Regions from separate parts of the Mus musculus genome. Here region 2 is linked to region 1. The links are chromatin loops, found by intact Hi-C in ENCODE. Cell type or tissue: left cerebral cortex. All regions are shown on one strand.

Evidence for each region. Hi-C counts contacts between places; a loop is a spot of excess contacts. Peaks named below come from ENCODE experiments on the same cell type or tissue, not always from the same donor. Only the 100,000 strongest peaks of a DNase experiment are listed, where the experiment ranks them.
Region 2: it touches region 1 in a loop (6-fold over the local background); 10 of 42 quality-filtered maps call a loop at or near these places.

The regions. Positions count from the first base shown.
Region 1 is chr12:35,894,933-35,897,432 of GRCm38, forward strand. No RefSeq gene overlaps it. Among named protein-coding and RNA genes, the nearest start is that of Agr3, 29 kb to the right of the region's middle. In left cerebral cortex, a CTCF peak has its summit at 1,453 (motif pointing right); DNase peaks (open chromatin) are centred at 1,480 and 1,856; H3K4me3 peaks cover 626 bases; H3K27ac peaks cover 417 bases.
Region 2 is chr12:36,213,983-36,216,482 of GRCm38, forward strand. Lrrc72 (leucine rich repeat containing 72) reads right to left here. Exons shown (of 9, transcript NM_001361098.1): 6 at 345-434. Among named protein-coding and RNA genes, the nearest start is that of Gm40390, 35 kb to the right of the region's middle. In left cerebral cortex, a CTCF peak has its summit at 1,291 (motif pointing right); a DNase peak (open chromatin) is centred at 1,289.

The DNA of each region.
Region 1 (2,500 bases):
GCATACAATACTGGTAGTACAATACGTGGTAGCCACCACAGGGAAGAGTTTGGCAATTTAGACTTTGACAGAATGTCATAGTTAGAACAGAGCAGCATACAGCCACAATCTCTACTCCTAACTATATACCCAAAGGTCACAGAAGAGGCATTCAAATGACACCTGCACAGCTCTCATAGGGACGATAGATAGTCAGAACCCCATAAAAGTGCAGATAAGGAACCATCCATGAGTGGGTAGACAGGTTTGGGAATAGATGTGCAATGGCATGTGACTTAGCTATGAAGGAGACTGAAAACTGATACACACTGCCAAGTACATGGACCTTGAAAACACTGCTATAGGAAAGAAAGCAGCCACAGAAAGCTATACAGTGTATAAACCCACTTCCATAAAACAGCAGCAATGAGCACATTCACAGAGATACAAAGCTGTGGGCCAGAATTTGCCCAGGGCTTGAGGAAAATGGGGGAGGGCAACTATTTGTGGGTATATAAGTTACTTTGTGGTGGTAAACAGTGCTAGAAATATGTCACACACAGCTACATAGCACTCTGAAAATACGAAATGCACAATTGCACTCTGCTGGGTGGTTAGAATGATTCCTTGTATATGAATTTTATAATAATGAAAAAAGTTTGTGGAAAAAGTACTTCATGACACTTGTTCATTTATTTGCTTATATATGTGACATGTATATAAACACATATGCACACTCGCGGTGACATAAACAGAAACTGAAATGATATGTAAAGCATACCAAGGGTGTGCTAATAGTAATCCATAGTTAGGTGTTGGCTGTGTGTTTCTGATTAGATGTATATGTAATAACCATGTCCATCATTTATAACATTGTATCATTGTAATTTAGAAGACGTATATAGTCTTCATTATAATAACCATTTCAACTTACAATTCTGCTACAGATACAATAGACACCTTGCACCCGGCTGTGTGTGCTTCTGGTGCCTTTGGGACCTGGGCTGTTCTTATCCCACAGTGGTCAAGTCTTGGCTGAACGACACCCAGATTCTCCGAGTAGTCTCTCAAAGTCTCCAACCTCACATGAACGTTACGGTCAGCCTGGGGCTGGAGAATGTTTTCTACAATGGAGTAAAAGCCAATGATTAGCATGCGTCTGTTCAGTCTGTCTGGTCTAGCCTCTGGGTGAAGAGAGATACTCAGTACAGATCACCTGACCTTTTATGTTACTAGTTTAATTTGATAATTTGACCCCACCATTTAAACTGGCTCAATGATGGGGTCCAGTCAGTAAAGAGATAAATAGATATTTGATACTTCAAAAGAACATTACAGATCTTTGCAAAAATAATGTAAATTTCTCAAGCAAATGACAGAGTGTATTGAGAAAGACACCAAGGGAAACACTCTTGCATTTTATTTATTTTGCCTATCAAAATAGACCAAAAGCCGTTCATCCTCTTGATCGGCAGGTGGCGCTGTGAACGTATCTTTGAAATTGAAAACACAAAAGCCATTTTCTTTAATCCCTCAATTACATAGGACATTTGAAATGATTTGTTTTAATCGGAATAAATGTCACTGTTAGTGACAGTAGATAATCCCTAAAATTCTCAAATCCTCCGCAAATGTTAATGGAATCACTTCATAGAAATAGCTTTTCAAATATTATCCGTAAGCTTAATAAACTGGGTTCGTTATGAACGGACTGGGTTATTTTCCTGTATATCGTCCTTGATTGCAGCTTCACACACAGCTATCTATTTAATCCTGGAAAACTCAGACGTTATTATTCCCGCTTCTCAAAGAGAAAATCGGGTCTCACACGGGTTACATTTTTTTTTACCCAAGTCCCATACCCCATTGATGAAGAGAATCACGCTTCAAAATCAAGCCTGGCTCCCTGGTGCTTAACCACAGCACGAAAGCATTTCAAAGGCAGAGCTAAATTGGTGAAAGTGTAGTAGATTGTAGTAAGGACTGAACAGGCTCAGGGGATTTTTAAATGCTAATTTCATTCCACCTTCAGTGCCATTTCTATTCAAATCACACAGATTGTTTAAAAACGAAAACAAGTCTGACCTTTTTTTTTTCCTGTGGGGAAAGTCTGGAGTCAGGAGTCAAACAGAGCTTCACAAAGACCTGGAGCCACACTCCCACACCCCTGTAGACAGAGACCTTTAGGCTGTGTAAAGGGGAATCTCAAGAAAGGAGCGGGGCTGCCCAGCAGTGAAAGGGGGAGAAAGAGATATGCAATTTGCATATCTAAAATTTGACCTTTTTGTGATCAGATAATCTTTTGCCCTATGAAATAGAAAAATCTTTGCCCACTGTGATCCCATTCTGAACTTTAAAAAGCATACAGAGTGCAAATTTGAAAAGTTTTATGTGATGTAGGAGCAACCAAACGTTCTAAGTCTGACACGCAGATCCAATGTAGTCAACTATGAAGGTTATTAAATGGACATGAGACATCTCTCTTTTCTTTCTAAAAGCAATTGTTACTCAGGCCTGAGGC
Region 2 (2,500 bases), 320 kb after region 1:
TATTCTTTCACTAGGTGTCCTGCGTTTCTTTTCCTTTCTTTTTCCTTCTCTTCTCTTCTCTTCTCTTCTCTTCTCTTCTCTTCTCTTCTCTTCTCTTCTCTTCTCTTCTCTTCTCTTCTCTTCTCTTCCCTTCTCTTTTCTCTTTCCTCTCCTCTCCTCTCCTCTCCTCTCCTCTCCTCTCCTCTCCTCTCCTCTCCTCTCCTCTCCTCTCCTCTCCTCTCCTCTCTTCTCTTCTTCTCCCTCCCTCCCTCCCTCCCTCCCTCCCTCCCTCCCTCCCTCCCTCCCTCTCTCTCCCTCCCTCCCTCCCTTCCTTTTTTTTTTTTTTTTTCCTAAAGCATTCTTACGTTTCCGATCAAGCAACTCCAGTCCGGGAAGGTGGAAGATTATATACAATCGGTAGAGGTTATATTGGGATAAAGGGTTTTGGTACAGACCTGCAAAGGAAGAACACAAAATAAGATGTCAGATTTCACAATAGTTCCCTTTACCACCTCTGAAGACAGACAATGAAGACTCAGGGACAGGACAAGGATAACCACTGCAGGGTGAGCAGCTGTGCCTGCTGTCTGGCCACAGCCTCACCACACACTTCCCTATTTAGAGCGCCACATATTTTACTATCTGTTGGATCCAGTCAGTCAAAGTTCACTGGTTGTTAATGCCCATTAGAAACAGCACTAGGTTCACACAGATCTGGCACAAAAGAGGAAACCGTTAAATGTCTATAGGTAAATTTGCCAGGGAAGAACAAGATGCTAGCTACAAAAGTCTTGAGGCTGCTTTTCACAAAAGATTACTTGGAGTTATTCTGGTCTCAGGAGTAATGGGGTTGGGTGGATACAGGTACACTGTCCTGACAGGTTTCTTCCTGAACCCCACTGTCCTCATGCTCAGAGGATGCCCATGCCAGTAGCACTTGGAGATCTCAGCAGGAGCTACACCGATGTGGATTTTATGGTTCATCTCACATCCCTCTGTAAGACTTGTGTGGCTAAGAGATGGGTAATGAACCTAACTTTGCAAGAAAGCGGTGGGGAGGAAGGGCCTCATGGGAGCAGTACCCATCCTGATACTTCTGAAGTAATCATCCGTCGTCATCAGCACGGAGGGACATTTATACAATGCTTCCGTTAGAAACTTTGAATGTTTTATTTTCTAGTGACATATTTTATCTGTGCATCCTCTGATAACATTAAATGAGAAATGAAGTTTGTGTGATTTTTTTTCAATGTGGCATCTGAAATACTTCTGAAAAAAACACATAAAGCAGAGAACCACTAGATGGCAGCAGAGCGAAGGGCTCCAGCTGCCACACAGCTGTGTCACCCAAAGAAATGTGGCTCCTTTACTCTGGTTAAATTTAAGAGTACTGTTCTGTAGACTATTCATCAAACACAGGGGCTGTTAATAAAGGGATGATAATATCAGGCATCAGAAGCCCAGAAAAACCTACTAACATTTAAAATGCATAGTTTGCAACATAAAGAAGATTGGAGAGGCATGTTTGAAAAAACAAGACTCATTAAAAATTGAAGAAAAACAAGACTTGGATGTATTCTCTGTCAGTAATAAGACATTGAGATATGGATTTTATCAACACAAGCTTTCCTGGCTATTTGAATCCTTACAGGAGCTTTAAAGGGAGATGAAGTGACAATGGCAGAGACCTGCTACACAACAAGACTAGTTAGAGGAATGAGAAAAGGTAAATGGAGATGTAGACTCAGGCAGAGTCAGAGTCAGATGTAGTCGGACAGATGTGTGTGTACTGGGGGAGTGAGGGAAAATGACAAAGAAAAAACTCCAGACTTCAGTAACAAGGACGGGAAAAAGGTCTAACGTTTACTCTTAAAGGAACTTAAAGCAGGAACAAATAATTGTCAGTACGGACGAGGTAACTGCATAGATGCACATCAAACCAGAAATAAGGACCAATCTGAAAAGGCCCACAAGAGATCACACCCCATAGCTTCAGCCACTCCTCAGGGTCATAAAAGCAAACCATGATTGTCTTTAGTGAGAATTCGGAAGGAGGAAAAAGTCACTTGCATTTTAGAGCAGAAGTCAGTTTCCCAGTGACTCTCCTGTGTAATCAGAGCTGACACCCCCCCCCCATTTATATGGTTATTAGAGCCACTGAGCAGCCACGCTGCCTGCATGTCATGCTTATGAGAAACCTCTTAGCTTCTGTCAGCTGTGGGTGTTTACTCATCGTGGTCCACATCGGCTTTCCCTCTGAGAACACTACTACTCACTTCTTTTCCTGGAATTTTCTAATCTCTACTCAAATAATTTTTTGTTAAATATTCATTATGCTTTTGTGTGTGTGTGTGTGTGTGTGTGTGTGTGTGTGTGTGTGTAGGTGTGTTCGTGCCAGTGCAAGAGTGTGTACCTGTGTGGACAACCTTAGGTATTACCCTCGGATAATCTGATCTATCTCCTTTGAGACAAGCTCTCCACTGAGCAGCCTATCACCAATTAGCCTCGTCTGGGGACCCAA